2 separate regions of the Homo sapiens genome follow, and region 2 is linked to region 1. Evidence: chromatin loops called from intact Hi-C (ENCODE). Cell type or tissue: PC-9. All regions are shown on one strand. Each heading gives the region's core, and the rest is flanking DNA. Links, peaks and the distances in the headings are about the cores only.

Region 1 (5,387 bases), core at 172-5,171:
CTTCTTTCACTTAGCATACTATTTTCAAGATTCATGCATGTTGTATATACCAGTAAGTCCTTCCTTTTTATTGCTGAATAATATTCCATTGTACAGATGTACCACATTTTATCCATTTACCAGTTGATGGACATGTGGGTTATTTCCCTTTTTGGCTATTATGAAGAATGCTGCTATAAACATTTTTAGGCAAGTTCTTGTGTGGACATATGTTTACACTTCCCTTGGGTATATACTAGTAATATGGTAACTTTGTATTTAATGTTTTGAGGAAGTGTCAAAAACTTTTCCACTATCTTTTCACTATCTCATCAGCAATGCAGGAGGGCTCTAACTTCTTGATATCTTCTCCAACACTTTGTTAGAGTACCATTTTTATTTTAGCCATCCCAGTGGGTATGAAATGGTATACATAAATTTTGTGGTTTTGTAGATAATGAGCTTTAAGTATACAGGTTGAGTATCCCGTATCTGAAATACTTAGAACTGGAAGTGTTTTAGATATTGGGCTTTTTTACATTTTAGAATATTTGCATTGTATATTTACTGCTTGAGCATCCCAAATCTGAAAACCCAAAATGCTCCAATAAACACTTCCTTTGAGAGTCATGTTGGCATTCAAAAACTTTCAGATTTTGAAACATTTTGGATTTTAATTTTTTGAATTTGGGATGCTCAATCTGTATTTACATAGCACTCCAAGAAGATATCTGGGGACAAAGATTTGCCCCATAGGTAAAATCTGAAGGCGGATAAGTCATAAGAGCTGCCTGGGTCCAAAGCAAATGGCACAACAACAACCCAGTTCAGAGCTCTTTACAGTACTGTCACTAAAGAACTTATTACTTAGGTTGCTTTAACTTTTCTGACTACAATAGAACAAAGAGTCTAATCCCAGCATCTCTACCACAGTGCATCACTGTGATAAATTAAGTGTAAGGGGCAGAAAGGTTGAAACTGTAGAACAAAAGTAAGGCAGAATCATTTTTAGTCAACTGGGATTGAGTGCCAAAATGAAGAACAGTTAGAAATACATAACAAGAGAATGCCTGGTTTACCCTGGCAACATTAGGTCCTGAAGTGTCTGTTTTGAGGGTTACCCCTAATCACAAAAGCAGACAGCTCCCCTAAGCAGAAGGGGATTTTTTCAACAGTTTTGTTGTTTTTGAGACGGAGTCTCACTCTGTTGCCCAGGCTGGAGTGTAGCGGTACTATATTGGCTCACTGCAACCTCTGTCTTCTGGGTTCAAGCGATCCTCCTGCCTCAGCCTCCGAGCAGCTAGGATTACAGGCGTGTGCCACCACGCCCAGCTAATTTTTTTTTGTATTTTTAGTACAGATGGGGTTTCATTTCACCATGTTGGCCAGGCTGGTCTCGAACTTCTCACCTCACGTGATCCATCCACCTCGGCCTCCCAAAATGCCGGGAATACAGGCGTGAGCCACCATGCCTGGCCTTCAGCAGATTTTTTTTTAAGGTTAGCTATGTCGTGATTGCTGGGTATAATAAGTTTACTCCCAACATAAGCAGAGGGGAATGAATACATAAGACTTAACAGGTGAAAAGGCATGAAACATGCTAAATTTTTGGAAGACTGGCCAAATGATGTCAATTTTCTTATTAAGCAAAACAGACCCCAAGAAAATGGTATGAACAGTGGTATAGAATACCACTGAACCCAACATTTTCACCTCTCTGCTATAGGTTATTAAAATAAAACTACAACATGTTCAAGTGCTGAGATGCACTCCTTTCTTCAAACCTGTGTTGTTTCTTAAAGCATAATCCCTGAAGAGAACTGTGCTGTTTAAGTAATACATGTTATTGGGTAATGAAACAGTCAACTAAGAATAAGTAATCCTGTCAAAAAGCAGTTGCAAACAATTTAGACAAAGTTAATTAAATCATGTATTAACAGATTATATCCTGTACAAATCAGAATACAGTCACTGGTGGCTGCTAGAGGCTTCATCTGTTTTAGTTCTGCTATTTAAAGCTCAGGGAACTACTGTTTTTGTTCACAACTGAAACAGACCTTGGAATTAAATAAGACTTTAGTCCTTTTAGAAAATGTAAAAAGTATAGGAGTTTTCATACTACAGGTATTTTAGCAGAAAGAAGAGGGAGGCTAAAAGCATATTCCTCTGACTGAGATACTGAATCCTACAGTTAAAGGAATTTTTTTTTTTTTGAGACAGGGCCTTGCTCAATATATTACCCAGGCTTGAGTGCAGTGGCACAATCTTGGCTCACTGCAATGTCCACCTCCTGGGCTCAAATGATTCTCCTGAGGAAAACTCTAAATTTCTGTTCCTTGGTAATGTTATGTTACTGCGTAATGAAACCGTCAAGTGTCAAGTAAGAGTAAGTAATCTTGTCAAAAAGCAGATGCAAACAGTTTAGACAAGGTCAATCCTGTCAAAAAGCAGTTGCAAACAGTTTAGACAAAGTTAACTAAATCATGTATTAATAGACTCAGCCCCTCTAGCAGCTGGGACCACAGGCAACTGCCATCACATCCAGCTAATTTTTGGGGGCATTTTTTGTAGAGACCGGGTTTTGCCATGTTGCCCAGACTGGTCTCGAACTTTTGGGCTCAAGTGATCTGCCCGCCTGAGTCTCCTAAAGTGCTGGGATTACAGGTATGAGCCACCACGCTTGGCCTAAAGAATTTCTGAAGATGCTTTACAGTACCAGATTTTGATAATCTGGATCAGACTACCAGAGACTGAAATCGCAAGGAAGTTGGTCCCAACACTATTAGCAAGGAGGCAGCTTTTCAATGTGCCAGTTCCCCAGTATCAGTCAGAAGCCACGGGAACCTGTGTGGGAAGGAAGGAAAAGCATAGGCCTGAGTCACAAATTCAAATGTTTACAGGAGTTTGGCAGGTAACATAATGAGTCACACAGATTGGTGTAAGAGAAAAGATGAAGTGGAGATCACAGCTAGTTGCAGAATGAGCAAAGAGATGGCAACTGTTCAGCTTTAGTCAACTGTTATGTTGAAATGTAGGCCCAATGTTGTCTGATAATTTTAATTTTTCAAGATAAGCCAAAGCCTAAATTATGTAAAATTGAATTTTTAAAATTTGGGAATCAACTGAAATTAAAAAGGGAAAAACTAATAATGTGAAGGCCAGATAAAATATATCTATGAGATAATTTGTGACCTCTCTAGTTTATGTACTAGGAGGACCTTTAGTGGCACAAACAAGAGGCTAAGATTGGAAGAAAAATCCTGAGTAGGTAACAAGGTACAAAGGAAGCAGCCAAAAAGAGAGAAAGAGAGAGAGAGAAGAAAAGAAAAAGAGGAAGAAAGGAAGGGAGGAAGGGAGGGAGGGAAGGAGGATTGACTATAAAGGTGGTGCTGCTATTAATTAATTTACTTTTGGGAAACAATATTCTTTGGAGTTTGAATTTTAGGCCTCTTGAAATGCTAAAGAAAATGATTCTACTGTCATATCCATCAGCAGACAAATTTTTTAAAGATATGCAAAATAATTAAGGAGGCAAGGACGTAGGGATAGAAAAATCTGTAGTATCAAATTTGTCTGTAACTTACACTAAGCCAACAAAGGTAGGAGATGATCAGTGCTAATGTCTTTTTTTTTTTTTTTTGAGATGGAGTCTTGCTCTGTCGCCCAGGCTGGAGTGCAGTGGCATGATCTTGGCTCACTGCAACTTCCACCTCCCGGATTCAGGCAATTCTCCTGCCTCAGCCTCCCCAGTAGCTGGGACTACAGGCACGTGCTGCCACGCCCGGCTTTTTTGTATTTTTAGTAGAGAGGGGTTTTCACCATGTTAGCCAGGATGGTCTCGATCTCCTGACCTTGTGATCCGCCAGCCTCGGCCTCCCAAAGTGCTGGGATTACAGGCGTGAGCCACCGCGCCCGGCTAGTCAGTGCTAATGTCTATTGAGCATTCAGGTGTTATCAGAATTAACTCATGTAAAAAGGAATCATATATTGGATTTCTTCAGAAATGGAAAGGCCTACTCTTAGAGATTTCAAAATGTATTAACATCGATCACTTGAAAACTAGGGTTAAACTACTGAAAAGAGCCAAAATACTTAATCAGCTTCTGTATCTCTGAAGATCAAGCTGGGTCTTAATATTTTTGTGTTAACAACTCTTCGTAAAATCTTGGAAAACCTGAGAAAAACTAGTGAATATAAAGAGGCACATAACACCCCCGCATCCTGTCAGGAAAAAAACAACTCAAACCTTGAATGAGGGTGACCATATAGCTCCTTTTGGAGAGATTATTTGTGCTTATTAAAGAGAAGGGTATGTTTAGGATCCTGCCTCTACTATAGTTTACTACTAACGTAATACATTATTTCTCTGAAAAATATTAATGGTGAAAATCTGATAGAAGATGCAAACTAGGGATTGCTAATACAGGGTTGAAAGTACTTACCTATTATCTCAGATTCATAATAATCCTGTGTGCCTTCCTGGAAGACAAGACAGGGTGTCTTTATGATTTTAGAGCATGAATTTGGAAAAATGGTAGGTCCATTTGTATGTTAAGTTCATGTCCATCAAAGAGGAATGAAAAATATGTCCTTCCTCCTGTTAGGGGTTATGTGGCTGTGTTGTACCAAGGTCAATTAAAGATTCCTTAGAAATTATTTTTTTTTGTTGTCCGAGACAGGGTCTTGCTCTGTCACCCAGGCTAGGGTATAGTGGCATGATCACAGCTTATTGCAACCTCAAACTCCTGGGCTCAAGCGATCCTCCTGGCTTAGCCTCACAAGTAGCTCGGACTTACACTACATGTGCGTGTCACCACATCAGGGTAATTTTTTTTTTTTTTTTAGAGAGACAGAGTCTTGCTCTGTCACCCAGGCTGAGGTGCAGTGGCACGAGCATAGCTCACTGCAGCCTTGAACTCCTGGCCTCAACAGATCTTCCTGCCTCAGCCTCCTCAGTAGCTGGGATTATAGGCATGAGCCACTGCACCCAGTGGGTTCCTCAGACATTCCAAGTTCAGGGAAGAGACGAACTATGAAAAATTTAGTGCTGTGCTTCTTTTGTTTATATATTTATAACATTCTGTTTTGAGATCCTACTGTTTGCATTAGAACAGCAGTATGAAGAAAGGTGAAAAAGCCTACCTTTCAAGCAAATGAAGAACATTTCACCAAAAACCAAAACCAAAACCAAACTTGTACTACATGGTTTTTTTTTTTTTTAATGCGTAAGATGAGCTTTTAAGATGAAGAAATAAACTCACATGCATTCATTCATCATACCAGCTAAAGATTTTTCCTAGACCAGGGATCACAGATATATATTCTGTATTAGTGAACAGGCAGTCCATGAGTTCTCCATGGGTAACCCTTAATTTTGTATTTTTATTTTGATGGTACTCTAAAGAAGA
Region 2 (5,387 bases), core at 272-5,271, 250 kb after region 1:
GTGAAACCCCGTCTCTACTAAAAATACAAAAATTAGCTGGGGGTGGTGGCATGCGCCTGTAGTCCCAGCTACTTGGGAGGCTGAGGCAGGAGAATCATTTAAACCCAGGAGGCAGAGGTTGCAGTGAGTGAAGATCACGCCACTGCACTCCAGCCTGAGTGACAGAGCGAGACTCTATCTCAATAAATAAATAAATAAAACTCTCATCAAGTTTTAGAGCTTTGAAGGGTTTTTAAATCACATTTACATCTAACTCTCTGAAATATATTTTTTTCATGTTTGGTCCTAGAACTATAATATTTAGGAAAGGGGCTGGGTGCAGTGGCTCACACCTGTAATACCAGCACTTTGGGAAGTGGAGGTGGGAGAATCACTTGAGCCCAGGAGTTTGAGACCATCCTGGGCAACATAGGGAGATCCTGTCTCTACTAAAAATTAAAAATTAGCTGGACATGGTGTCACATGCTTATGCTACTCAGGAGGCTGAGGTGGGAAGATAGCTTGAGCCTGGGATGTCAGGGCTACAGTGAGCCATAACCACACCATTGCATTCCAACCTGGGGAACAGAGCAAGATCTTGTCTCAAAAAAAAAAAAAAAAGAAAAAAAAAGAAAAAGGAACGGGAAAATAGTCCCACTCAATCATTTTAAAAGTAATTTTCGTAATTTAAATGGTTCCTCTTGAAGCTCAAATTGGCAGTGGAGCTAATCCTCAACTGAAAGAATTTTTTAAAAAGCAAAAATCATTTTGAGTATTATTTATGGAGAAAGTCTCATTTCTTTGTCACATTTGTTTTCCAGCTTGATGAGCAAGCTGTGCTTACATAAGATGGTAACTTAATAGGGAATTACTATCTTTCCTTTTTTTTTTTTTTTTTTTTGAGGCGGGTCTCACTTTGTCACCCAGGCTAGAGTGCAGTGGCATGATCTATGCTCACTGTAGCCTTGACCTTCTGGGTTCAAGAGATCCTCCTGCCTAAGCCCCCAAATAGCTGGGACTACAGATGCACGCTACCACACATATCTAATTTTTGTATTTTTTATAGAGACAGGGTTTCGCCATGTTGCACAGGTTGGTCTCAAACTCCTGAGCTCAAGCAATCCACCTGCCTCAGCCTACCAAAGTGCTGGGTGTGAGCCACCACCAGTCAACAAAATACTTTTGTTTTGGCGAAGTAGGATATGACTTCAAGTCAAATGTTGTAAAGAATCCTCGTTAAGTCATTTTGTAATTTAATGATTATTCCTATTCTTTATAATTTCAGAATTTTCTAAGCAACTTAGGGTAGGTAAACTTTTCCTTTTTTGACCTTCCTCTCTTAAAAACTTAGTTTTCCAAATAAAATTTGATAAAGATTCTTCCTGGGAAAAAAAAATGCAGCAAAACGGATTACCTCTTTTATTGAATAAAACCATTTTAGGAATTAGAAAAATCAACATGGGTCAAATTTGTAAATCTGTACAATGGAATTTATCCATGGTACATTCAGAGCCTAACATATGAGGTACAGCCAGATGTTAATAAAAACTTCAATCTTTTATTATTTAAAAAAAAAAAAAACTTCCAAATTAAAATTTCTTTATCTCAGTAATACATTTCTAGGAAATGAAGGATGACATACTGTGGATAGTGATATACTTTTCCCAGCTTTGCTTATGCTTCACATTAATTTAGAAGGATATGTTTATGCCTGTTATAATAATTTTATTTTCTTTACAAAAATTAGCTGGGCATGGTGGCATGTGCCTATAGTCCCAGCTACTCGGAAGGCTTAGGTGGGAGGATCACTTGAGCCTGGGAGGCAGAGGTTGCAGTGAGCTGAGATGATACCACTGCATGCCAGCCTGGGACAGAGTGGGACCCTGTCTCAAAAAAAAAAAAAAAATTCATTTTATCTATACTTAGCAACATTATTTCATTAACAGAGGATTTTAAAATTACATTTTCGCCGGGCGTGGTGGTTCATGCCTGTAATCCCAGCACTTTGGGAGGCCAAGGTGGGCGGATCACAAGGTCAGGAGATCAAGACCATCCTGGCTAACACGGTGAAACCCGGTCTCTACTAAAAATATAAAAAATTAGCCGAGCATGGTGGCAGGCGCCTGTAGTCCCAGCTACTCGGGAGGCTGAGGCAGGAGAATGGTGTGAACCTGGCAGACGGAGCTTGCAGTGAGCCGAGATCGCGCCACTGCACTCCAGCCTGGGCGACAGAGCAAGACTCCGTCTCAAAAGAAAAAAAAAAAATTACTATTTTCTAGTTTGCTAGCTTTGTAGAATTTTGAAAAAAAAATATTTTTTAAACTTTATTTAAAAATCACCTGTGCAGACTTTTCTCTTTTTTTGAGATGGAGTCTCACTCTGACAAGATCTTGGCTCACTGCAACCTCTGCCTCGCGGGTTCAAGCGATTTTCCTGCCTCAGCCTCCTGAATAGCTGAGATTACAGGTGTGTACCACCACACCCGACTAATTTTTTGTATTTTTAGTAGAGACAGGGTTTCACCATGTTGGTCAGGCTGGTCTCGAACTCCTGATCTCAAATGATCCGCCCGCCTCGGCCTCCCCAAAGTGCTGGGATTACAGGTGTGAGCTACAGTGCCCAGCCCCAATTTGCACATTTCTTTACTCTTTATCATTTGCTCAAAATTATTGTCTTATTTAAAAATAATTAGTAGTTCCCTGGAGGTTTTTTTGTGTGTGTTTTGTTTTCCCCTGAAGGATCTGGCTGATACACAGTTGAGAGGAAAATATTTAACATACGGAATAGACTTATTATGAAGAAACTTAATACGAGTTTGAGGTTAGAGAAACATTAATTCCAGTGCCATTGGTTTCTTGAGAAGCTTTTTCCCCCTATATTCTCCAATCAGTGAACACCAAGTTCTGCTATCAATTGTTAAATCATTTAATTCCCAAAGACAATTACTGTATTTACTTGATCTTCAAATTGCAATTATTCAAAAAGTTCTCTTTCCATATACTTTCCAAGTTTAGAATTTGAAACAAGTTAGGCATATGAAACATACTCCCCCTACTGACCTAATATATCAGTGCCCTTTTTTAAGTTTCATCATCCAGAGGATTGAGAAGCATCCTAATTTTCTTTAGCAGTTTTGACAGTTACAGGAGTCATTTTGTATTGTTTTAATGTAAATTTAAATCAGTATTTTCTGTATTATGGATTCCTTAAAGCTATCACTAGTCAGTATTACTATCTGAATATTTCTGATTTCCAAAAAGGGAACATTGGAGGCCCAGAAAAATTAAAGACTTGTTGAGGTCAGGATTAATCAGTCAAGTACTTCTCTTTTTAGCTCAAAACTTTTTCCATTAGATTACAATACTTCCTAACAATGCTGTTTGCAGGCTGGTCTCTTATTTGTCAAAAACAGTATCAGATCTTGTATTTGCAGTTAATGACATGGTAATGTTTGAATATTTAACATTTTCATTGATGCTTATTTTCAGTAATCAACTACCACATATTTTTAGAATTAACATAGACAAGTAGATAGAAAACACTTTCCATTTTTGTTTCCCCCAGCATGGTGTCAGGACACAGTAAGCATTCTTTGATTTATTGAATGAATATTATTGCTGTCATCTCTATTCTGCTTCACTGAAGATTTGTTTTTACTTAAGTTAATGGCAGGACATGTCTTATCAAAATTTAAAATGCTTCCCTCAGGTTGTGACTTTACTAGGCAAAATGGAACGTCTTCGGAGTTCTCTTCTTCATGCCAGTATCTCTACTGCTCTTGATAGACACTTGGAGTCTATTCACATTGTACAGTCACGTAGAAAGGATGAAATTGTTAATGCTTCCAATCGGCAAAGGCAAGGAGTTCCTAGATGCCAAGATGACAGAGGTACAAATATTAATGCATATTCTTGTGATAAGTCAGTGTGATAATTTAGGTATTGATAAAATCAGATTCTGAGGTTGAAAGATTAGATTTCTAAAATTAACACTTACCTACAGAATAAATTGGTAAATAATCTCCACATTATTTACTCCAAAAGTATTTCCATTTTATTAATTTTGTCTGTTATAACTGTTTCAAGACAGTCTGTGTTCTACTCAAACTATAGTCACTATTGTACAAGTCAGAAATAAAGTATCAATACTTTTAAATATTTTAATGATAAAGGACAGGACTTTGGTTCAATCAATAACTATCCTTTTTTTACAAAAATAACATTTGATCATTTAGTAGCAAAAGCACTGGGTTTTGTAAGATTTAACAGATATTTAAATGGCATTTAATATGAAATGACCCTGAATGTTTATTTTACAGATGTTTTTGCCCTTGCTTCTGCAATTAAAGAGATGTGTGTGGCTACTCGGAAAACACGCACTGCCCTGTGGTGTGCACTGCAGATGACCTTGCCAAAAACAGCCAGTACAGCTGATGTGGTAAAGCCTTTACAAGATACAGTAAACTGTGAAGATAAAGTCCATGAAAGCATAAATAGTAGCAATCCAATGAACCAGAGAGGTGAAACAAACAAACATTAAGGAAATGCCAGCAGAAAGAAGAATAAAAAGCTGATAAATATACCAAGACATGCTAAAAATGTTTTAATGAACTTGTCAAACTTTCAGTATGTTTTCTTTCAGATTTAAAGTTAATACCAGTACCTTAATGAAGTCTAACTTCTATTTAAAAATCTTCTATTTGAAGTGAATCCGATATAGTTTTAAGTAAACGCAAAGGTACAGTTGACTACTCAGAGTTCTGAGTAGTCAGATAACAAGTTTAAGTAAATTAAATATTTCCTAACAGCTAAAATGTGCTTAAACTCATTCTGCCATGCAGGTAAATGCAAATGTGAAATTCTTCTAGGAGATAAATTTCATTTAGGTTTGTCTTAGTTAAGTATAATTCCAAATAATGAATCTAAGTGACTGTAACCCAATTACGGCTACAGCCTAGTAACCAAGACAAGTTTTGATTGTGATATCAAAGTGTTTTCCTTACAAAACTGGATAATACCTGGGAAACAAAGGAAAATACGGATAAACCCAATATTCATGTACAAACTTAATATTTAAAATACTATACTACCATATTTATAAATTTGGAATCTTAATGCCTAGGTATATGGAGGGAAATGCATCTGATTCTCCTAAATTAATGATAAAAGTGTCAGTGTAAAAACCATGCAAGTTACTGAATATAAAACCTATTCAGATCATTTGTGTATATTCTTTAAATTTTAATTATATTATCAATTGTTAAATGTTTCCAATTTTAAAGTTATTTAAATTGAATCACAAAACATTCCCTTTATCTGGATCTTTTAGACTTGATGCACAGTAACTGAAATAATGACTACTGTTTTAATACCCTTAGTTTGCTGCCTTTTATGAGGGTGTCACGAAGT

The links. Hi-C counts contacts between places; a loop is a spot of excess contacts. Peaks named below come from ENCODE experiments on the same cell type or tissue, not always from the same donor. Only the 100,000 strongest peaks of a DNase experiment are listed, where the experiment ranks them.
Region 2: a loop joins it to region 1, with 3 times the contacts of the local background. A loop is called at or near these places in 1 of 110 quality-filtered maps.

The regions. Positions count from the first base shown.
Region 1 is chr17:44,414,854-44,420,240 of GRCh38, forward strand. All of the region lies in intron 6 of GPATCH8 (G-patch domain containing 8), which reads right to left. Among named protein-coding and RNA genes, the nearest start is that of ITGA2B, 28 kb to the left of the region's middle. In PC-9, for the core only: no CTCF peak of the experiment used is centred there; a DNase peak (open chromatin) is centred at 2,888; H3K27ac peaks cover 1,779 bases.
Region 2 is chr17:44,669,679-44,675,065 of GRCh38, forward strand. MEIOC (meiosis specific with coiled-coil domain) reads left to right here. Exons shown (of 8, transcript NM_001145080.3): 7 at 3,688-3,868; 8 at 4,298-5,387. The coding sequence ends at 4,518. Among named protein-coding and RNA genes, the nearest start is that of MEIOC, 16 kb to the left of the region's middle. In PC-9, for the core only: CTCF peaks have their summits at 2,967 and 3,169; no DNase peak of the experiment used is centred there.